Regions from separate parts of the Homo sapiens genome. Here region 1 is linked to region 2. Evidence: chromatin loops called from intact Hi-C (ENCODE). Cell type or tissue: A673. All regions are shown on one strand. Each heading gives the region's core, and the rest is flanking DNA. Links, peaks and the distances in the headings are about the cores only. Region 1 overlaps PRR16 (proline rich 16). Region 2 has its middle 340 kb from the start of PRR16.

Region 1 (12,599 bases), core at 2,141-10,140, 150 kb before region 2:
TTTTTTACTACTATTGACTATACAGGGTTTATGAGTTATCTGGCTTCTTATTTTTACTTCAATTCAAAAAGAAATATGATAACTGGGTTTAAGCATAAAGTAAACAGATGTAGCTCCAGCCTATGGCCATTTGGAAGCTGGTTTAGATTACTGAATGACATTAAAAAGCTGGGGAGTACATTTTATAATTTGCAATATAATATGGGAAAAATCTACCATGTTATTTTCTGGGTTATTAGATTAAGAAAATATTTTACATATTAAACTACAGAAATGGTGAAAATATATTCTTCAGTCTTATTTCCCACTAGACTTTTAAATACTTGTTTTCTTGGGAGATAAAAATGATGGTAGTATCTTGCTTATTATATTTTTATAAGGCACCCCGTAATAAATTAAATTATATAACTTATATTAATCTTCTATGAATAAATTCTCTCATCATTATTCTGTATTTGTGATATTAACTCTGAATATTATATAGTGTATATTTTTGGACATTTTCTTCAGAAAATCAGAAACTAGTGGGAGGCCTAGGTGGGCAGATCACGAGGTCAAGAGATTGAGACCATCCTGGCCAACACGATGAAACCCTCTCTCTACAAAAAATGCAAAAATTAACTGGGTGTGGCAGCGCGCGTCTGTAGTGGCAGCTACTCAGGAGGCTGAGGCAGGAGAATTGCTTGAACCCGGAAGTGGAGGTTGCAGTGAGCCAAGATCATGCGACTGCACTCCAGCCTGGTGACAGAACAAGACTCCTTCTAAAAAAAAAAAAGAAAAAGAAAGAAAAAATCTGAAACATGCAAAAAGAAAGAATAAGAAATAAATCATTCAAACTTCAACTAGTTCAGATTATCAAATGATTTTTTTTCTTTTTTCTTTTTTTTTTATTATACTTTAAGTTTTAGGGTACATGTGCACAACATGCAGGTTTGTTACATATGTATACATGTGCCATGTTGGTGTGCTGCACCCAGTAACTCATCATTTAACATTAGGTATATCTCCAAATGCCATCCCTCCCCCCTCCCCCCACTCCACAACAGGCCCCGGTGTGTGATGTTCCCCTTCCTGTGTCCATGTGTTCTCATTGTTCAATTCCCACCTATGAGTGAGAACATGTGTTGTTTGGTTTTTTGTCCTTGCGATAGTTTGCTGAGAATGATGATTTCCAGCTTCATCCATGTCCCTACAAAGGACATGAACTCATCATTTTTATGGCTGCATAGTATTCCATGGTGTATATGTGCCACGTTTTCTTAATCCAGTCTATCATTGTTGGACATTTGGGTTGGTTCCAAGTCTTTGCTGTTGTGAATAGTGCCACAATAAACATACGTGTGCATGTGTCTTTATAGCAGCATGATTTATAGTCCTTTGGGTATATACCCAGTAAAGGGATTGCTGGGTCAAATGGTATTTCTAGTTCTAGATCCCTGAGGAATCGCCACACTGACTTCCACAATGGTTGAACTAGTTTACAGTCCCACCAACAGTGTAAAAGTGTTCCTATTTCTCCACATCCTCTCCAGCACCTGTTGTTTCCTGACTTTTGAATGATCGCCATTCTAAATGTTGTGAGATGGTATCTCATTGTGGTTTTCATTTGCATTTCTCTGATGGCCAGTGATGATGAGCATTTTTTCATGTGTCTTTTGGCTGCATAAATGTCTTCTTTTGAGAAGTGTCTGTTCATATCCTTCGCCCACTTTTTGATGGGGTTGTTTGGTTTTTTCTTGTCAATTTGTTTGAGTTCATTGTAGATTCTGGATATTAGCCCCTTGTCAGATGAGTAGGTTGCGAAAATGTTCTCCCATTCTGTAGGTTGCCTGTTCACTCTGATGGTAGTTTCTTTTGCTGTGCAGAAGCTCTTTAGTTTAATTTGATCCCATTTGTCCATTTTGGCTTTTGTTGCCATTGTTTTTGGTGTTTTAGACATGAAGTCCTTGCCCATGCCTATGTCCTGAATGGTATTGCCTAGGTTTTCTTCTAGGGTTTTTATGGTTTTAGGTCTAACATTTAAGTCTTTAATCCATCTTGAATTAATTTTCATATAAGGTGTAAGGAAGGGATCCAGTTTCAGCTTTCTGCATATGGCTAGCCAGTTTTCCCAGCACCATTTATTAAACAGGGAATCATTTCCCCATTTCTTGTTTTTGTCAGGTTTGTCAAAGATCAGATGGTTGTAGATATGTGGCATTATTTCTGAGGTCTCTGTTCTGTTCCATTGGTCTATATCTCTGTTTTGGTACCAGTACCATGCTGCTTTGGTTACTGTAGCCTTGTAATATAGCTTGAAGTCAGGTAGCATGATTCCTCCAGCTTTGTTCTTTTGGCTTAGGATTGACTTGGCGATGTGGGCTCTTTTTTGGTTCCATATGAACTTTAAAGTAGTTTTTTCCAATTCTGTGAAGAAAGTCATTGGTAGCTTGATGGGGATGGCATTGAATCTATAAATTACCTTGGGCAGTATGGCCATTTTCACGATATTGATTCTTCCTACCCATGAGCATGGAATGTTCTTACATTTCTTTGTATCCTCTTTTATTTCATTGAGCAGTGGTTTGTAGTTCTCCTTGAAGAGGTCTTTCACGTCCCTTGTAAGTCAAATGATTTTTATACCTGGATTATTTTTATACTTTCAAGTTCTTTCACTTGGTTTTGTGTAGACTTCATTTATGACTGTTTCTATGGATGTACATTAATATAAAGATCAAGTCAACTGTTTTGATCATCGATTTAGATGATTCTATGGAAAAGAAATATTTGCAATGGTGTCTATGTTTTTTTTGTTTATTGATATTCTACATGGACATCATGAATTGGACCTGTGGTAAATGTTTGTTTCCTGTAGGTTTCTGTATAGTATAGCAGTCATGATATACTTTGGAGTCATATAAGCTTGTTACTTTTAGTATGTATTACTTTCTTCCAAAAAGTACAGTAGGGAAAGATAGAGGAAAAATAAGAGAACTTTATATTGGAGAAACTGACAAATACTACCTGAAGGCAAGTGGACCAGCTTAATATCAATGTAATAAATCATATTTTTAGTAAGTATTATTGATGTGATGTGTTAAGAATGGCGTTTTCCCTCTGTGGTCTTCTCAAAAACACATTTCCTTAGTCTAACCATAAGAAAAGTATAGACAAACCCCAACTGAATGACATTCAACAAAATGCCTGACTAATAATCCTCAAAACTGCTAAGGTCATGAAAAACAAGGAATATCTGAGAAATTGAGAGAGCCTAAGGAGACATGATACATACAGTATCTTCAATGGGATCGTGCAACAGAAAAGGGACATTAGGTGAAGACTGAGGCCATCTCAGTGAAGTATGGGCATTAGATAATAATAATATTAATATATTTATATTGGTTTATTAATTGTAAAAAAGTACCATACTAATGTAAGATGCTAAAAATAGGGGAAACTGAGTGAAGGGTGTATGTTAACTCTCTGGACTATTTTCTCAACAATTCAGTAAATCTAAAAATGTTCTAAAATAAAAAGATTATTTAAAATAACAGTGCAGATATATTTCATCATTCACCTAAAATGCAGCCGAGTAATCTAGACATAAGAGTGTGTATGAGATATTAATCTATTTAGATAAAGTTCAAGGATAGGCAAAATTAATTCATGCTATTATAAATCAAGAAAAATGGTTTCACTTGGGAGAGGAAAGTGACTGTGGAAGGAGCACAAGGTGTTTTCTGGGAGGGCCTGTGGTATTCAGATTCTTGGTCTCTATGTTGGTCCCATGGATGTTCACCTTGGAAAAAAAACAGTTGAGCTATAATTATGATTTTTATATTTGTCTGTATATATAATTCAATAAAAGTAAAAAAAAAAAGTATTTTTTCACTGGCATTTGGATTATATACATTATAAAGGGTTATTAAGCATTAAACACCAAAATGCATTTTGTGTAAAATGATTTTTTAAAATTAAGAAACAGTATAGTATTAACCCATAAGTATAATAATAAGTGTTATATTGGTATATCTTTTTTGCATTATTTAAATTTTTACCATGTCTGTTTTTAAAAAAATCACAATACACATCCTTAGAAAAACAAAGGTATTCTAGAAATAAAGAGATAAATCTTAATCAGAGGTAGGAAGGGATATCTGCAGTCAAGAGCACTGATTACCATTTATTTGACTTAGGCCTAGGTTTATGGTGAGTGTACTTCTGTAAATAATTATAAATCAACTGTACAATGCTTCACATTAAAAAAAAATAGAACAAAGTTAATGCAGTCATTTATTCTCACTAGAAGTGATGCATTTCTCCAGTCCCTGATGGGCAGCCCTCTTGTGCCATACACCTCATGTTTATGTGCCTCTCATGATGACCTGCCTGCACACATCAAAATGACCTTTTAAAAGTGAGTAATGCCTTAGCTTAAACCTCTTTCATGACCCCTCCTCACTATCTGGATAAAAATCTAAACTCCTAAACAAGACTATGGCACAGACTGTTAATTGTCCCTTAACAAATTACTGATTCTTCTTCAATAAAGTAATATCCAAAAGGTAGCTAGGCAAATGACCACCCTGTCCCAAAAACCTACATTTCTCAAACTCTTTTGTAACTAGTAGATGTGACAGATAATGTAGACCCAGCCAATAGAGTTTAAGTGATGTGAACAACTTTCAGGAAATATCCTCTGAGGAGGTGTGTTTGATTTGCTGCCCCTTCTCCCTTTTTTGCTGCTTGGAATGCAGACATGATGGCTGCAAGTCATCTTGGACCACAAGTTAGAAGACGCAAATTGAATATGCACTGGACTACCTACTTTACATGAGAATAAGAGACTTCTAACTCATTCAAGCTCCTTTTATTTTGAGTATTGAATCTAATCCTAATTTTTTTGTTTCTACCCCCATGTAACCTTTGCTTCTTTGCATAGGAAACTAGATAATGGACTTACTAGGAGAAGACAAAATTTAATGGCCTTTTTTTCCCTAGTATATAACAAACTACTTGACACATAAGAGTTGCCACAAAAAGTGTCTTTTTTTTTTAACTTGGTTAAATATAAATATCACCTCCAACAAAAATTAAATTCAGAGATACATTGAAAAGCTAAAAAAAATCTCAAATTATCTTCCATCTCCATTGATTCAGGAGGGGAAAAATAAGAAGGAATTTGAAAGATACACAACAGAGAGAAAAGGTAAACCTCAAATATTATGAATAATTTCAGAGTGAGAGAGAATATACTACATCCCTTAAAAAGAATATGATTCTATGAAAATATGTAATAAAAATAAGAAAGGGTCCTCATATGTAAACATATTATGACCATGTTTAAAACTTCAGTAAAAGAGTTGAATGGTAAAAGCCCTAAACAGTACAAGACAGAAATAGAAAAAATGAGGGAAAAAAAGATAAAAACATTGTAGGAACAACCCAGGACATCCATTACCCAACTATTAGAGATTATCAGAAAGAGAGAGGGAAGGATTAGAGAAGGGAGAACGATCAAAAACATAATATATAAACACATCTCAAAACAAAAACAAATGATGCTCAATATATACTTACTGAAGTATTCATATATGCATTCTTTATCTCATGTACACCAATCATAATTATTGATCATATATTACCTGCCAGAATATATACTAGCTACTGAAAAGAAAAAGAGAAATAAAATGATATTTCTGATTTCCAGTCTCCACCCATCCCTCTGCTCACTTATTTTTTATGTTAACTCAGGCCTGTGGTAATGATAAATATTTAATAATACAATACTTAATAATGAATGCTTATTTTCTCTTGGTGATTGTGTATATTAGCTGATAGACATTAAGTCTATAAAATTTACCTGTACAAATTACTAAAAAGAAATGTATAATGTTAGCAAGAATTTTCAATGGATGATTTATCTTCAAATCAATAATTGACCTTTTTTTTTTTTTTAAAAAAAAAGAGGTTTTTATGGTCCCTAATAGTTTAGCGTCAAAATAAAGCATAAAAAGAGATGGACCTATTATTATAGACATATATAGAAGCATTTGTACAAACAAGTAAAAAGAAGGAGAGGAAGTGTTAGAAGTAGTAGTTTGACAATATCTGATAACCAAATTTAGTGCTTCATTTTCCCCCAAAATATTTCTTTACTCAATTTGTCTTATGAAAACTCACGGATATGGTCTGTGGGATTGTACATTAAAACACCCTAGTATGGAACACAATAAAATAAAACCATGCAATCACATGACTCATGGTAATGTGAATTTGGATGATAGCAATTGACTTTTTTTTTTTGTTTTTTTTTTTCTGAATGCAACCCATATTTTCAAATGAAGGTGGTCAAATGAGAAGGCTAAATGTGAAGAGAAGTGAGACACCCTCTTGAAGATCTAGGTGGATTTAGGAAAGGTCGTTATATTCTTGGTATCCATCATTCCCAATTCCTTGGATAGGGATGATAAGACAGGTTCCAGCCACCAGAAGATCCCTTGAATCACTATCACTGTCCAGGAACCCCAGCCAGTTACTGAACCGAGCCTTTTACCTGTTTTATATTTTAGACAGAGCATGCAGTTGCCACCAGGTGGTGCCAAATTCCAACTGGGACTTGGATTTGGAGTACACAGTCAGACCCAGAATTCCAAACCCCCTAACTGCTTGGTTCATTTCGTTATTCTCAAAATATCATCACCACCTTTTCACCAATGACTGTCTTTGAGCCTTCTTACCACATTATGAAAGGATTTTACTGCGCTTTAATTTCTGCTGACTGAAGTTCTGCAAGTACACTATCTTCAGGCAATCATGGAAGAAGTCAACTGAGTAGTTAGCTTGTATAGCTAACTTATAATATCTTTGCCTATCTTTGGTTCAATTACTTCTTTTCTTATAGCACCTCTCTTCTTAACGGATGTAAGATAAGTGGTAGCTATCATGTGAAAACTGTTATCTTCCTCCATAATCTATCATGTCACATTAAGCTCCAAAGAAAATAGAAAGCCATTCTAACAGTAGTAATCACTCTCAAAAAAAAAAAAAAAAAAAAATTACTAAAGTACTTACCAGACACTCTGGAATAAGGGAAAAATCGTTATAAGTATGATGCCAATATCTAAAATCCAGTATAATTAGTTGTGACAAAAAATATGCTATGAAAAGCACACATTTCAGTTAACATATTTATGTACACCTTGCCAAAGTAGCTTTTTACCAGTTTTAAAAATAGCCACTTCTATAATTTTTGTGTCTATTATAAACAAATATAAGCAATTTAAGTAATCAGCCAATTATTGACTTAGTATCATACATAAGTGATATATTTGTGCTTAATGTTTCTGTAGTAAACTGTTTGGGAATTTATTTCATTCAACCTACGTTTATTATGAGATTACCAACTGTCTGTGCACAGAATAATGTTCCTTTTATTGAAGGCTTCTTTAAGAAGAAAACATATCCAAATGATTTTTGTAGGAATATTTGAGGTTAAAATAAAAGAGGTTAGAATTTTTATTCCTTGGGGCTTTGGAATGAGAAATGTCTGCATTTAACTTTATAGGAGCCACGTGATTTTTTAAATTAAAGAGCTTAGATTGTTCGAAAGAAGATTGCACCTCAGTTATTTTTATATATGGAAAAATCATCACAAAATCAAACTGATTTATTTCTTTTAACTTGCTGAGTTCTTAGTATAGTTCAGCTACTGTTTTGCTCATAGAGCTCTAAAGGTAAATTAGAAATGATCTACATGTATTTTGGTGTTTAAGGGAGACAAACAATTAGCATGCCTCTTGCCAGCCCAGGTTTTAAACCAATTGAGGATAAACTTAGAGTAAGCAGATTGAAGCTGAGATAACACCTAAGTTTCTGATAAACGGCAGCTTGAAGAATGACTCTTGTGCAGTGGTGTGCTTGAGCCAGCTCATAGGGGGCTTGTGAAAGCTAATTATTTACACATTCTCCTAGTTCCATGTTCAGTGACCTCATGTTGGTGCCTTGAAATCAAATTGTGTGGGAATATTTGCACTATGAAAATTGGTAAATGACACATTGGGGATTTTTTTACCCTGGAGAGCTGGTTGTTAGACATTTAACAGAATGCTACCCACTTTCTGCAAGGATATCTTAGTCTAAATACTGAATCCCAGAGTTACCCATTCAGTCCCACAAGATGAATATTCCCTGCACCTGGAGCTAAACAAGTGGCTTCTCTTCACATAACTTATTCATCAGAGGAAGGGAAAAGGAAGACCTTTAATTATGTATGCTCTTTCCAAACTCTCCTGTTTATTCTGCCTTCCCAAGGACAGAAGAAGTGAGGATGTGACAACTTGGAAGAAAGCATTAGGAATGTGAACGCATGTTCCCCCACCTATTGCCTCCCACCTTCTGCTTTTTGTTCATTTTTTGGAATTTACCATTAAGAACTGAACTTTACTAAGGGTGTGATTGTCGCCATATGGGAAGGATATTGACATTCCTTTAGGGCATTTTCTAATGCTATCCCAACACCAACGTGCTATCCCAATACCAACCATTGTTTCTTTGAGTACCTTCCTGGGAATACTGGTGATGAGGTTTTGTGGGTTTTGATGTTGTTGTTGTTGTTGTTGTTGTTGTTCCCAGAGAGCTCTAACTATTGGACCCATGTTTGAAAATGAAATATTAGTAGATTTAAATTCAATTTTCCCTCTGCAAATACAACTACAGAATTTTCTTGCACTTTTTTTTTCTGCAACAATATGTGATTTCACAATGGAAGGCATCCCTCACATTGTACTGAGAAGCTCACAGTCGGGTAACTCTCCAGTGTGACATGTATGTCTGCCCAGTATATCAACTCCAGCCTCACTTAGGTTTATAGGTTTTCGATATTTCTGCAGCTGTTGTAACAGTTTCCCATGAGTGGGGGAAAAAAAAAAAAAAGCTCTGAATTCTCTTGTTCTTCATGGAACCAACACTTGTACGATGTCCAGACAGCACTAGGGAAACATTAAGCAAATCGGAAATACTCGTGTTCACTATTTCACTTTCCCCATAAAGCCCTGAAATTGTTCCAAATAATATAATTAAATAAATTCTGAAGGCTCTCTGTATTCAAGTCTAAAAATTTACTTGCTAATCTCTTTCTGATCCTGTATTATTTCCAATCTCACTGTCTAGTAGAAGCTTTGAAATTTGATGAAAGACAAAAATAAGATACTACAACAATACATATGCATATGGAACTCCAAGACATAAAGATAAAATTTATATAAGGAACTCCAATAATAAAATGCCAGCAGTAGGAGTCCCTACGTAAATAAATCTGCTCCCATTTTTCTAATTATATGAGAGTGAAATCATATTTAAAAATTAACACTTTTTAAAGGTGAAATCCAGAAATATAGTCTGAAATCAAATTATCTTGCACTTGTTCATCTAAAAGTCTAAAGAAGTAGTATTTCCTTCTTTTTTTATTTCTTCATCTCTCTCTCCCTCCTGCCCTCCCCAGTCCTTGCCAACTTCTTATTCTTCCCTCTGGTCACAATCAGGGTTCTTTCAGCAGTTCAGTGTGGGTTTTCTCTTTCTCTCTCACCTGCGACCCCCCATCATAGTTCTTTTAAGGTCTCATATGTTATATTAGTTTGATTCCAAGTCTTTCATGAACCATACTTTAAAATGCTCAAAGGGTTCATTGGATGTACACAATTATCAAAAGCACTGGCCCCACAAAATAAAAGTTCAAAGGTGAACCAATTTGATTCCAGGACCTAGTAGTTGTGGTTTTTCAAAGACCATCCTTTATTTTTATTCTATTTCTTTGTTGGCTAGATTTCATTGTCAATTCCATTATTTTTTAAAGAAGCATTCAAGATATCTGTAGTCTGTGTTTTCTTGGTTCCTTGAGAGTTTCTGTTTGTTTTCTCTGTAATTGGATAATTTGGCAATTTTTAAATGTCAAATATAAAATGTAATATATTTTCTCCTTCAGAATGTATAGACCTACCCACTGAATATGTTTTCATTGATATATAATACTTGTACATATTTTCAGGGTACATGTGATATTTTGATACATTCATGTGATATATAATGATCAAGGCAGGTAATTGGGATATCTATCATCTCAAACATTTATCTTTTCTTTATGCTAGGAATATTGCATTTATAGCTATTTTGAAATATACAGTAGATTAATATTGATTTAATCCTTTCAACATAGCTTTTTCTTTCATCTTCTGGGTTGGTAAATTTTGGTCTTTTTTATATTCCTTGAGAACATGAGGTTTGAAACTATCTTGTCTCTTGTATTTATACTTGAACGGCAGCTTGGCTAAGTTGACATTCTTGGATCAAAAAGAGACAGTCATCTGAGGGAAGGTTGGCTTAACTTGCAGTGGTTTGAGAATGTACCATTGAGCCAGATCACTTGATGCTTAAAAAGAGTGACAGATGTTATAGCTGAAACACCTTCACATTTTGGCTACTGAGCAGGTTGCTGAAGTACCTGAGATAATATGCATGTCCTCCAACCCAGAGCCCCAGTACTTCTCACTACACAGGCACTGCCATGCATTCTGTAGTTCAGATCACTCTTCCTCATGGCTTAGATTGCTCCATCCAGATTGAGTGTGGAGTGTAGGGCATAGAAGAGTGTTTCGTTACTAAACTCATCCTAAGTTTATGAAACTAGAATAAGGACAGTATAAGACACTCACAACTTTAGGCAAACCAAGAATTTTATAGTATACTTAGAAATTTTCCATCTTCTAGTCCTCAAACATATATGTTACAGTTATTACATAATTTCAAATTGTATTTCTTAGGAACAGTTTTGTTCTTGTCAACACATTTTAAATAATATGATATTAGTGGCAACATATTTTATAATTCTAAATTTTGTCATTGACAGACATCACTTTAAAGGAAGCATGCCACAGTGCCCTTTATGTTTATTTGCTTTCTTAACTGAGAATCTACATTTAAATAATCTCACATATTATAGAATTAAAGTATTCAAAACTTTTCCATGGTAAGGCAAGCCAATACTTTTTCACTTTTTAACATTTTAAATTATGAACACTTTTAAGCATATGTTACAACAGAAAATAATATAATAATACAAGGTACTAATGATCCAGATTTAAGACATGCTCTTGTTTGACATATTTGCCTAGGGCTTTTCTTTTCTTATTTAAATGACACAGATACAACAAAACCCCTGATTCCCTTGCTGTCAAGCCAATCTCCTCCATCTCCTTGACATTGTAGCTTATCTTTCCTGTTGCTTTTGAACTTTTACTATATAGGCACTCATGACATTATGCAGTCTTATGTGTGTTTTTAGAATTTGCATAAATGGTGTAATTTCAGAATTTATTTTAAATTATGATAGTATTTAGTGATTATGGAATATAAAAAGCAAAAAAAGGATTTGAAATTCTTTTCTATGTTTGATATGATCCTATGGTGTCAAGTATATCGTCAAGTCATTTTGCTTTTTTATTTGTGTGTTTGTTTTTAAAGAAATGTTTGAGATTTTGTAATCTGTGTTTTCTTAGATCTTTGAGAGTTTCTGTCAGTTGTCTCTATACTTGAAGGATAACTTGGCAATTTTAAAGTAGTCCAAGATAGCATATTTTCTTCACAATGTGTAGACACCAGGACATTGAATGTTGCTACAGTCTCTTTATCATAGCTTGTCCTTTCATGTTTTGGGAAGGTACATTTTGAGCTTCATATCTTTCTTGGGTACTTGAGGTTTGAAACTGTTATGTCTGTTGTCTTTACACTTTACAGCAACCAGATATGACTTTCTTGGGTCACACTTTCTTTCCTCAGAGCTTTGTACCCATTGCTATTCCCTCTCCTGTCTTTTGATGTTGCTCTGCTGGGAAAATCTGAGACCAACCTGACTTTTCTCCCTTGTGCTTGAATTGCTCCTTTTGCTTGGTTCCATTGAAGTGCTGGATAATTTCTTAGTGGCAATTGTTTGCCAACAGATTTTATTGGAACACGTTGTATAATTTAAATGGCCAAATTCAGTAGTTTATTCCTTTCAGAGAAATTAGCCTCTTGAATACTCTTTTTTTTTCTGTTCTGTAATAATGGAGTCAATATGGAACTAATCCTAAAAGTAGCATTCCTTATGATGTATATCAACTTTATATATCCTCCATACCTATTCTTTCCTTTTCAGTTTCCTTTCTAATTTATTTAAATTTAATACAGAGAGATCTTTGCCTTGGGTACTGTCCTCCAGAACACTCTACTCTGTCCTCTGCCAGCTGCTATATGGGGCCAAGCATCTCTGTCCACCTAAAATCTGTATTTCCAAAGTCTGTATTTCCCCTCTAGATCACGCTACAGTACCCAAGACCCTGGAATTCCCCAACCATTGTTTTAAAACACATTTCAAGGACTCGTAGTAGCTCCTTGTCATGAATTTTCTGTCTGAGGAACCACTAGTATGTTTATCCTTAGACCTAAGAAATGGTTCAACAATTTGACTATTTGCAGGGACTATGGAAAGAGCTTGGAAATGTGGGCTGGGGTATCCACATATGTACATATGAGGTTCCTCATGGTATAGGCACAGCTGGGGTGGAAAATGGAGTGTAATGGGCTAT
Region 2 (12,599 bases), core at 3,014-11,013:
AAATTCATTATTATTATAAAAATAAAAATAATACATATAAAACAAAAGTCCCCGTATGCCACCATTTGCACGCTCTTCTCTAGAGGGAATCACTGTCATCTTTGATGTAAATATAAATGTCAACAGAAAAATAGTATTGTGTGTATATGAATATGAGTACATACATGCTTTACATTCATAGAATCATAATTTATATAATGCTTTACCACTTAAATTTGTTCCACTGAAAAATGGATCTTGGGAGAGAGGGGTAGAGCAAGATAGCAGAATAGAAGTCTACACCAATCGTAGCCCCAGAAAGGATACTAATTTAACAACTAACTACAAATAAAAAGCACCACTGTAAGAACCAAAAATCAGGTGAGCACTTACAGTACCTGGTTTTAACTTGATATTGCTGAAAGAGGCACTGAAGAGGTAGGAGAAACAGTCTTGAATCACCAATGCCACCCATCCCCATCCCCCAGCAGCAGCCTTACCCTGCACAGAGAGAATCTGTGCCATTGGGAGAGGGAGAGAAAAGTAATTGTGAGACAGTGCATTGATCTCAGAAAGCAAAACTGGACTGAACACAGCTGATGCCCAACCACAGAGGGAGTGATTACAGCGGCCCTAGACAGAGGGGAATCACTTATCCCAGCGATTGAAACTTGACTTCCTGCAAGCCTTGCCACGTTGGGCTGGAGTGCTCTGGGGCCCTAAATAAACTTCAAAGTTCGTCTAGGTCACAAGAACTGCAACTCCTAGACAAGTCCCAGGGATGAACTCGGTTCAGAGCCAGTGTGTGTGTGTGTGGTGGGGGGTGGTGGTGGCACATGACCTACTGAGACACCACCAGGGTGGCTGGGAGAGAGCTGTCACCATCCCTCCCCTAGCCCCAGGTAGCATGGCTTGTGGCTCCAAAAGAGATCCCTTCCTTCTGCTTGAGGAGAGGAGAGGGAAGAGTGAGGAGGACTTTGTCTTGCATCTTGGATACCAGCTCAGGCACAGCAGGGTAAGGCACTGATCATAGTTGTAAGGCCCCCTTTGCAGGATCTAGCTCACAGGTAACATTTCTAGACACACCCTTGGATAGAAGGGAACCCACTACCTTGCAGGAAAGGACTATTCTTGGCAGCATTCATCAACTGTTAACTAAAGAGCCCTTGGGCCTGAAATAACCAACAGCCCTACCAGGTAGCACATTGTGGGCCTTGGGTGATATTCTGAGACTTGATTTCTTCAGGTGAGTCTCAGCACATTCCCAGCAGTGGTGGCTATAAGGAGAACTCCTTCTGATTGAGAAAAATGAAGGAAAAAATAAAGTAGACTTTGTCTTGTACCAAAGGTACCAGCTCTGCCACAGGGGTATAGAACAAAATGAGAGCTCTTGAGGTTCCTGATTCCAGGACTTGGCTCTTAGATGGCATTTCTATACCTTCCCTGGGACAGAGGAGAGCCCACTGTCCTGAAGGGTGAGTCCCAGGCCAGGCAGCATTCACCACAAGTGGACTAAAGAGCCCTCGTGCCTTAAGGGAACATTGGAAGTAGCCTGGCAGTACTCCCCATGGGTCTGTGGTGGCAGTGGCCATGAGGCAAGGCTCCTCTACTTTTGACAAGGGTAGGGAAGAGTGGGAATAACTGCATCCTGTACTTTGAGAGCCAGCTCAGCTGCAGTGCAATAGAACGTCAGGTAGACTTTTATGTTTTTTTACTCTAGTCCTTGGTTCCCAGACAGCACCTCTGGCCCCAGCCTTGGCCAGGGGGAGATAACTGTCCTGAAGGAAAGGTAACAGACCTTGCTAACTTTGCCACTTGCTAATTGTAGAGCTCCAGGGCCTTGAGCTAACATAGGCAGTAGCCCAGGGCATGGTTACAGGAGGCCGTGTGCTCAACGTCATTAAGCATCAGAGAAATGCAAACCAAAACTACAATGAGATTTCATCCCACTCCAGTTAAAATGGCTTATATCCAAAAGACAGGCAATAACAAATGCTGCTGAGGATGCAGAGAATAGAGACCTCTCACACTCTGATGGTGGGAATGTAAATTAGTACAACCACTATTGAGAATAGTTTGGAGATTCCTGAAAAACTAAAAATAGAGCTACCATATGAGCTAGCAATCCTACTCCTAGCTGTATACTCCAAAGAAAGGAAATCAGTATATCAAAGAGATATCTGCACTCCCGTGTTTATTGCAGCACTATTCACAATAGCCAAGATTTGGAAGCAACCTAAGTGTCCATCAACAGATGAGTGGATAAAGAAAACGTGAAACTTAACATACAATGGAGTACTATTCAGTCATTATAAAGGAATGAGATCCTGTCATTTGCAGCAATATGGATGGAGGTCACTTTGTTAAGTGAAATAAACCAGGCACAGAAAGACAAACATTACACGTTCTCATGCATCTCTGAGAGCTAAAAATTAAAATGAATGAACTCATGGACTTAGAGAGTAGAATGATGGTTACCAGACACTGGGAAGGGTAGTCAGTGAAGGTAGCAGGGAAGTGGGGTTGGTTAATGGGTACAGAAATATAGTTGTAAAAATAAATGAGACCTAGTATTTGCTAGCACAACAGGGTGACTATAGTAAAAAAAAAAAATCGCAATTGTTCACTTTAAAATAACTAAAAGAGTGTAATTGGATTGTTTGAAATACGAAGCATAAATGCTTGAGGTAATGAATACCCTATTTATCCTGATGTGATTATTATGCATTACATACCTGGTCAAAATATCTCATGTCCCCATAAATATATAAATATACATCCTACCATGTACCCACAAAATTAAAAGTTAAAAAAATTAAAAAGAATAAATCTTGGAGATCTTTTTGTCTATATATGAAAAGATATATATATATAAAATATATATTATATATATATTTTAAATTGTTACTTGTATCTCATGATAATGCTTTATCTATCTTAAATGAGAATGTAATCACTCATTTCTCAGTCATGGGGTATTTAGGTTATTTTCTGCTCTTACAATCAACACTGCATGGGCCACTGGTGTAGTTGATTTTCCATGCACTTGTGTATATTCCAGTGTAGAAACTGAGAGCACCTCTTTCTTCAAGAATATCCATAGCCAGTGTTATAGCATTTATAAATGCTATAGATTTTTGAACTATATTCTTATTATTTGATAATAATGATAGTGATGTATGAAAAGTCTTTCATTCATTTCAGGAAATTCTACTCAATTAACAAGAAATGAAATTAAGAAGGGAGAAAAACCTAAGTTTGAGAGATAATAGGAACGTTCACTGGAGAAATGGCCTTTGGTGCAGTAATTATTATTTTCCAAAAGTACAGATGTAGACATTAGTTAAGGAAACACAAGGAAATAAGATAAATATATCTCAAAAAGCAAAGCATCCTCCTTAGGGATATTTACAAAACATCAGAAAATACTATGTTTGTTAAATTTTATTTGCTGTGTGATGTCAATTAATGTTAAGGCTTCTGTTTAAAGATACCATTAAATATTATCCCCCTCTGGAATGAAATCATACTTTTAAGAATAACAAACAAACAGTTGTTTAATTATGGCATAAAATAGGAGATGTGTTCTTACAATCATTGTGGCTTAGTCACAAAATTGCTTCTCTTAGAAATTCAACACTTTCAACAGGAGAATGTACATAGTAATTAATGTAGAACAAATAAAAATGTCCACTATGTAGCCTAACAGTTATTTTAAAGGAAATAAAAAGTATCCATTTGAATTTCAAATGTCAGAATATTCTATTTGCACATTAAAAATATTAATACTCTACCAAATATTAACTAATGTATGTAGGTATTAAAGTTGTATTGTCATGAACAATTAGCAGATGGTTAAGAAGTTAAAATCATTTATTTTTCTCAGAGAAAAACACTCCCATCCCCCAAGAAAAAGGAAATAGTTCTAAACTACTCCTTCCATGTAGACCATTCGAGAGAATACTGAGAGGTGCTGAAGTGGAAATTGCCTTTGCCAATGGATTTTTATTGGCATGGTTTATTTTCTTCAGCATATGTGATATAAACTGGACACTGATGTTTTCCTAAATAATTCAATTTGCTAAGAAAATTAAAATAACTGAAGCAAAACTAAAAGCAAAAGAGGGAAGAGATAAAAGTTTGCTTTCACTTGAGATTTGAGAAGCAGCCTCCCGTTTTTGTGAGAAGGCTCTTTTAGATATAGGTTTTTCAAAGCAGAAAAGATCTATCAACATTACCTGCTGCAAATACTGACAAAAATAACATGAATATTAAATTACCAAAGGAAGCCCCAAAGTAGTTCTCTTCAGCCTTTTCTAGAGGCAAATTATCTCAACCTACTGGCGGCTTTAACTTCTAAGAGTCTTCATGAAATACTACACTTTAAAGTCATCAACCCTTCTTCCAGGAAACTCATAATCCTTGAATTTAGGCTAGGTCCAATTTAAAATCTTGCTCTTCACTATTCTCCTTTACTCATTTAACAAATACTGAGCAGATATGTTCCAAATTTTATCAGGTGAATAGGGATTGAATGAAGAACCAAATAGAGAGCTTGCCCTCATGGAACCTAGAATCTATTTTAGAGAGAGACAAGGAATCTGGCAATTAAAATACAGACTGAGAAGACCTTTGGTACGGATGGTAGAGCTCACTCATACTCAAACCATTTCCTTGATGTCATTGAATTTAGATGCCAGAAAGCATATATATTTTCTTAGAGAGAAATTAAGATTGCTTTAAAGGAAGCCATTCCATTTCTAAATAAACTACTATATCTAAAGTCACCACTTGGAGTGGCACATCACCGAAAGAAGCATCTTCTGTCAATACTCCACCAACTGGGCATGGAAGGTAGAGTCCTTTCTGGATTGCCCATCGGGTGATATGTTCCTGACCTGTGGTATTCTGAAATGATTTATTTTATGATGCTCCCTTCCAAAAAGGACTTGAGGAAGCCTATACCAAAGGCAATTCATGCAAAATAATTCATGGTCACAAACACGAACCTAGTAGCAAAAGACAGGAGATAAAGCAGATGCTTTTACTGTAAGGGTTAATACATTTGCATTGCAAAGCATAAAATTTAACTTCCTAGAAATCAGGGCAAAACTGAAGAATATTAAGCTATATAATTAATTCACTAGAAAGAAGAAAACAAAGTGCCAAGAAATGCAATAAAAGCCAAGAGCTTAACAATGAAGTACTGTACATTTCAGTAAAAGAAGTTTTGTAAGTGAGCATGCTAATGCATTCTGTTTGTTGTTTCTTATTTTTTCAAGACTAGAATTTGAAATAACTAGATGACTGGATGTAAAAGCCTTTCTTCTGTATAAGCCAATTTTTTGCTACTTTGGAGTTCCCAAATCCTCTAAATATCTGTTTTTTTCCACATTGAGTAAACTCCCTCTTCCCCTGCTTGTCACAACTGTAGGATAAACCAGTTCCTTCTCAGCCTCTCTGCAGAATGTTCTTTTCTCCCTTCCCCAACTGCTCCACTTGCCTGTTGCCACTGATTGCTCGGTTCCTCAGGTCACCCCTTGGACTTGGTGTCCTTCTCCACACTGTTTCTCCTCAGACTGAACACCACCTCTATTCTCCTTCACCAAAGCACAAATAGCACATGGCTTTTCTGGGTCTAGCAAATTTTACTGAAACAAGAGAAATACGGGAGGATGATAGCCTAGCTCAAGGGCCAGCACTCATTTTAATGTGTTTAGATTAATAGTATTAATCTAAATTTTCACATTTTGCATTGCAGAATGTGAGGTTTTCTTTGTTCATATCCTACGCATTGTCGTCTTTCATATCCAAAGTACAGCCATCTTCTCAGCTGACCACATTTTCAGACCATTCTGTCTTTAACTGCCTTCAAACCCCAATTATTGTCACTTTCTTAAATAAAGCACTTTATCATTAAGACCTTCTTTTGCAAAGCCAAGAAAACTCTTTGAGATAATTTCTTCAATAAACTCCCATCTATATAATGCTTTCCACTAAAAGCTTGAAATTAAAAGAGTGCTTCTTAAAACAATGAAATTCTTAGGCAGGCACCTGGTAGGATAGAAAATAAATAGAAATATTTATTTTTTTCATCTGTCCAAAGAAATTCCTCAGAAGTTGTAGGAGAAGGATTGACGATTTCACTGTGGATGTTTCATTTTTTGTGTTTTGTTTTTCTCCAATTACATGGAGCACTGTCATAGATTTTTATAAATGAACTTATGCCCTCTTGTGGTAAAATGATTAACTTAACCATTAAACTTACCATTAAACTTGTTCTTTTTGTTGTTTGTTCCTATATTTTATTTGAGAAAGAGAGAGAGAGAAAAAAAATGTAAAGGCCTGTCTTATTTTCTGTTCACATTAATGGCTTAAGTTATCATCTGTACTGGTAGTTACAAAACATAATAATCAAATATTTCTATAATTCTATCAACTTGGTAGGGCAGAAATCATTTGAGGGAATACAGTATGTTTAATTACTTTACAAATGTATTAATTATACAAGAAACAAATATGTTAGAAATCCAGGATTGATACTAACACTCTACAAATATTTAATCAGTGTCTACTAGACTGAGGCATGATTTTAAGAACTGGGATAAAATAACGCAAGAAAAACAATAGAGCTTGTATTATAATGAAAATAGTTAGATGATCAGTAAACACAAATGTAATAGCAAATACAGAATATGTCCAATGCTAATAAGAAATATAAAGAAAAATACAGCAGTGTGTGGTGAATAGAAAATGATGAAGATTGGGAAAGTAAGTGTTATTAAAACAATATTTTATATAAAGCAGTATACAAGAATAGAATCCTAGGACAGTCCGTTATTTGGAAGTCAGAGAGATGAGGAGGAAACACCAAGGAGCTATGTGAACATTGATTGGGCTAGTAAAATAGAAAAAAAAAAAACTAAGATAAATGAAAAATTATAAAAATGTATTTTAAGAGGTCAAATCCCAAATAACATGAAAATGACTAACCTCATTTTAGCAAAAAGCATAGTAGTCAATCAAAGGGCAATCTATTTATATACTTAATATTCAACTATGTGTTAGGAGCAAATTAGCTTCTTATAGGCAAGGCTACAAGGGTTACACGTGGTGATCATGATGATGGCTCATATTCTATCTGGCTATGCATGCAATAGTGATGCTGGTCTAGAACTAGACATGGTGAGTAATCACATTTAACTCTGCAGCTTCACCAACCATCAACAAATTCAATTCACGTGATATTTGTGAGCCACTCTATTATGAGTTATATTACACCTGCTTTGGAAGGGTGAAAGAACAGACATCCAGGCAGCTTGCATTACTATTAAGTCTGAGGCCAAGACTGTAGTGTTAATTTTTTTAAAAAAGCAACCAAAACTAATTTATTATAAGAGACAAAGTAGAAAGGGGCAACAAGGAGCATCCAATAATTGATGATTAGATGCAGTGTTACTCAGGGACTGGTGTGTTCTGCAGGGCTGTTACTGTGGTGCTCATCTGGACAGGGAGAGGGCCTCATGATAATTGGTAGGTAACACAATAGGGGAGAGATGTCACGCTCAGAGCTTAGGGTCCCAAATGAAAGGTTGTATGATTGATTTATGTAAAAACTTGGGGATGTGAATGGAGTGGGCTATAAAGACTCTTTTACCAAGGCGGCATTGATAATGGATGACCAATCACGCTTCTTTGTTGGAACAAATGTGAAGATCTCAACCATGTTCCTTTGGTACTCATTCTCACTCCAGATCCCTGATACCATGCTGCTTTCCCTGAGCCTGCCTTCCTATCCCAGTTCATCCCTCTTTTTCTGTGCAAAACTTCTAGTTGTCAGTCTGGGATGAGTAGTGCTCAGCTGGCTCAGTTGTAGTCAGGTCTTCCTTCAGCTTTCCCAGTAGCTTGGAAGCATCAAATAATATGCTCTTCTGCATGCATAGAACCTGTATCTAGGGTGTGAGTAGCTGAAAGCCTCAAGGTTTCCTGCGAAAGAGGAAAACACTTCAACATGCAAGTATCCATGGTTCCAGGATCTGTTCCAGCTTTCTTAGCAACGTTTACTACTCAAGGGAGACAGCAAGGAAATAGATTTGTTTGATTTAACTTTACCATCACTACTGGCAAACAGCAAATAAGCTTTGAATTCTGAGTATCAAGAACACTATGTACATATAGAAAGTGCATCTGGTAATTACTATATCTTAGGAAGTGGAAGATAGTCCTGGATCATCAGCAGGATAATAGGTAATAGGAGTGGTTGATGTATTTTTCACCTTCCATTTAGTTTATTTCTTTATTTTTTACTCTTGAAGTCTTCATATGTTAAACTATTACTCTGGAGAACATTAAAGGACTCGTTAGTTATAATGCCAAAAACATACAGAAGTGGTTACAGGGTTAGATAAGAAGATTGATAACAAAAGAATTGGACATGATTTAACTTAGAGAAGAAACAAGTCAGGGAAAAATCGACAAATAATTTTCAAATGTGTGAATAATGCTTACAAAGAAAAGATTATTAAGCACTTAGTTTCCATGAAGACAAAGTAAAAATAAACTGGCATAATTAAGCCTTATTAAGTACATTTTTTAAAAGTAAAGATAAAATTCTCCTGGTCATGCGTACTGTATTAAACCTCGGTTTACTGATTTTTCTTCGGTCTGGCATTTATTGATTTTTAGTCTAGTTTCTCCCATCTAGAAACTGGGGAAGCACTTGTGGACATTTATGTTCCATTTCTGTTCAGAGTAATAAAATTAATAATAACTCATAGCAAGGAAAAATTAAATATGATAAAATAGAAGTATGTGCCTGTGTGCCCCTTACCCCATATAGCCCCCAAATTTAATAGAATAAATTTTAAATTTGCAAAATTGAGGATATATTTTATAATTACTGCTACAAACTCATAAAATTTGTAGAAAATATTAATCCAAGACAATATTATGTTTAGTTTGATGACTGTTGGCTTGCCATCAATTTGAATTGCATAGAGTGGACAGTAAGGCACCCGCTAAGTGTAGGAAACATTGCACAATCAACCTATCATGAAAACTGCTGGAAGCCAAAGCATGTAATTTGAGCATCCATCTGGCTGCTGCTTAAAATAATGTTTGATCACACTTATCACCCTAGATTCCCAAATGCAGAGTCTTGGGACATGCAAATCAGAACAGGCTCTTGTCTAACGGCTTTCCAAATAATTGACCTCTCTATTGCCTTGTTCCTTGAGGAGCTATTTACAGTTTTTTTTTCTAGTGATACTTCCACTTCTGTGCTGCTTTCACAGCTGTATCTCTGATGACTGTTCTCTAGCCAAAGAGAAGGAACAGTCTTGGAAGCATTGTTGTTGTTAAAAATACTTCTTAAATGTCTCTTCCTGAGGTGGAACGTGTTTCTATGTTACCTAATAGCTGTAATTAACATAAAAAACGAATGTTTTTAATAGTTCAATAGTTAAAATTTGCAAAGAGGAAATAAGTGAATCCATTAAACATAACTTTCATCACCAAATATAAAAGATGATGATTCCAGGTGTTCTATTAAAGGTAGGAATTGAAATGGAACAACATAGTTTTCTCATTCCATTGCACTGGTTTGGAAGTCCTGTAGGTGAGCTTTTAACATATAAAAATGAAGTTCTACTAGGAGAGACTATAAAGGAGCATTGTATTTTCATTTGTTGTCATTTACATAAATATATGGATTATAGAGCTGAATTCCTTGGGATAAAATCCTGGCTTAAAAACAATTCTGGATTTGTGATCTTGATAAGCTACTTAAACTTCCCTACCTCAGTTTCTTTATTTCTAAAATAAATAATTGTACCTATTTCTTAATGTTGTCTGGATTAATTGAATTAAAACACGTACACACTTAGTATACATTTACAGTACATAGCATAGTACTAGTACTAAACAAATATTAATATTAGCTAGAATGTGTAACTTTTTATTTTACAGAATATAAAAATCTTTAAGTTGGATTGAATTTGACGTAAAATTGCCCCTTTGTCAATAGGATTCAGGGGTAAACACACCCACTGGTCTAAGATCTCTTCAGGTTTTGAACTCCTAAAATTCCAGCCATAAATAGGTTTTCACAGAGTGAGTAAGACGTAAGTTCCCAGATTTGCTTTCCTCAATCAACTGGGTCAAGATGGTGCACCAGATACTCATCACTCCCTATTCCCTACATTCACAACCTTGCTATCTCTATTTGTCTTAAATCCAAAACAAGTAATTTTATTAAACTTTCCCTTCGTCTTTATATAATTACCACCAAGAACCTTAGATTTCTCTATCATGGTCACCTCACTCTAATTACCCTTTCTATCTCTTGTTCTATCCCTTTCTCAGAAAGGTTTAACATACTCTTTGGAATTCACAGTACATTATCAATACCAAAAAAAAAAAAAATGCATTCACAAACTCTTTTCTAAACTTCCCTTCACTTCCCAGTTCTTAAAAAAAAATCCAGAATTCTCCTGAAAGAATCAATTTCCCCTGAAGCGTCCAATCACTGGCTGCTTTTTCACCCCTAGTTGTCTTTATCACTGAGCTTTAAGAGAGGGTTGGTGTCATCTATAATGCAATTTGCTTTCAGGCCATTTCAGACCGTTCTTGTCTGATCCTCTGGAAACCTCCCCACCACCTAGACTTAAATCTTATGATAAAAGATTACAGTAACCTTTATCTTTCATTCTTTCTGTCATTTGCCTATGCCCTGGCTATTCCTCTTCCTTTCTTGAATATTTAGCTCCTGGCTGTTTGTTGCTATCTTCAACACTTCCATTGTCTTAATTCTTGACAATGTAAAGATATACACATAGATGGATCTTCCAGTATCTTTCCCCCTTATTTCTTGAGTACCTCTCATCTTGACTTCAATCTTTCATCAACCATTTCTGACCATACTCTAGATCTTATTTTTACCCCAAACTCTACATTATTCATTATTTTCTGTATTTCACTTTGAATACCTCTTCTCTTTCTCCTCCCCTTCCTTTAGTGCCTCATTTCCCATTCCAAAAGCCTGTCCCACACTTCAATCAATTGCAGCCACAGCCACTTACATTCTTAACATTTTTCCTTCCTTACATAGCTTAAATTATTCACTTAGTTATTATAAACACTCCTTTTGATAAAACTTCAATTCCTTTATCCCTCCCTTCTAGGCTAGTTGTAGGCTAAACTAGAGCTATGGTTAAATCTAACTCTTCAAATACCCATATATAGATGTAGATATATATCCATAAAATTGATGTAGATATATATCCATAAAATTGGATAAGTCTGGAAAGAACAATAAACTCGCTCCTCCATTCCACTATAAAATCATGAACAAGAAGAGTTTGTGTCTTTAATGCTCTTTAGAAGTCTTCCTTTATTTTTCTACTCAAATTATATATATTCTTTCTTTTCTAATCACTATTATGTCTCTTCATATCCTCATTCTTAACTGATGACTGAACATTTAAACTGAAGGAAGAAAGTTTCCACAAACTCCCACCCCCAGTTTTACCCATCTACAAGTATCTGCATTGGCTGACTCTGCCTTCCCATCTGTCACAAGATGATCCACCCAAGCTTATGTCTAAAACTAATTCATCTACTTATGCACTAGAGTACATTCTCACCTACTTAAGTATATCCCTCCAGTGACTGTCCCCTCTCTATCCTGGATCATTATTTTGTTTTTGTTATCTCCTGACTTATTCCCATCAGCAGCATAAAAACTTGGTCAAAAAAAAAAATCTGTGGTTATTTCTCATTCTCATCTTACTTGGGCTGTCATCATCGTTTGACACAATTGATCACATTTTCTCATCCTTGACACACTCTCTGCACTTAGATTCCAGGGCTATATATATATTTTTTATATTCAACATTACTAGTTACTACTTCTCAGCCTCTCTTTTAATTTTTGCAACTTTTTATTTCTATATATAAAGTTATTGAAAAGTTGCAATAATATTGAGAATTCCCATATGTATGTTTCTCACTTGTTTACTTTTTGCCCCAGTTGCAGTCACTTGTTCTCATTCTCTTTCTACCCCTCAACCATTTGTTAGTTGTAGATATTATGTCTCTTTACCTCTAAAGATTTCTAATTGCATTTGTTAAACACTGATATTTTCTTACACAACAGCACAATAATCAAGATCAGAAAATTTTACGTTGTTAAAACAATATGGTCCTACTGAAAGCCCATGTACAAATGTTATCAAATATCTCAAAATGGCTAAATTCCATCTCCTGCTCCCAGTCCAGGATCCAGCCTAAGATCCCACATTGCACTTATGTGTCATATCTCTTCAGTTTAATCTGAAAATGACTCTCTTTTCTTACTTGATATTAACATTTTTAAAGAGTACAAAATAGTTATTTTGTGGAATGTCTCTTAATTTGGGTTATTCTGATTTGTTTTTGTGATGGATAGACCCGGGTTACGCATTTGTGTCAGATGTATCACAAAATTGATATAGACTTTTTAGTGAATATCAGGAGGCCCATGAGTTTGTTTTATACCTATATTGCTCATATTAACTTTGATTACTTAAGGTGGAGACTACTATTCTTCTCCACTGTAATGTGGCTATTTTTCACTTGCAACT

What was found. A loop is a pair of places that touch in the nucleus more often than their neighbours do. Peaks named below come from ENCODE experiments on the same cell type or tissue, not always from the same donor. Only the 100,000 strongest peaks of a DNase experiment are listed, where the experiment ranks them.
Region 1: it touches region 2 in a loop (6-fold over the local background); 11 of 110 quality-filtered maps call a loop at or near these places.

What each region holds. Positions count from the first base shown.
Region 1 is chr5:120,649,452-120,662,050 of GRCh38, forward strand. The region is part of intron 1 of PRR16 (proline rich 16); the gene reads left to right. It also overlaps the pseudogene PRELID3BP8. Among named protein-coding and RNA genes, the nearest start is that of PRR16, 190 kb to the left of the region's middle. In A673, for the core only: a CTCF peak has its summit at 6,574 (motif pointing right); a DNase peak (open chromatin) is centred at 6,580.
Region 2 is chr5:120,797,290-120,809,888 of GRCh38, forward strand. No RefSeq gene overlaps it. Among named protein-coding and RNA genes, the nearest start is that of PRR16, 340 kb to the left of the region's middle. In A673, for the core only: a CTCF peak has its summit at 6,225 (motif pointing left); no DNase peak of the experiment used is centred there.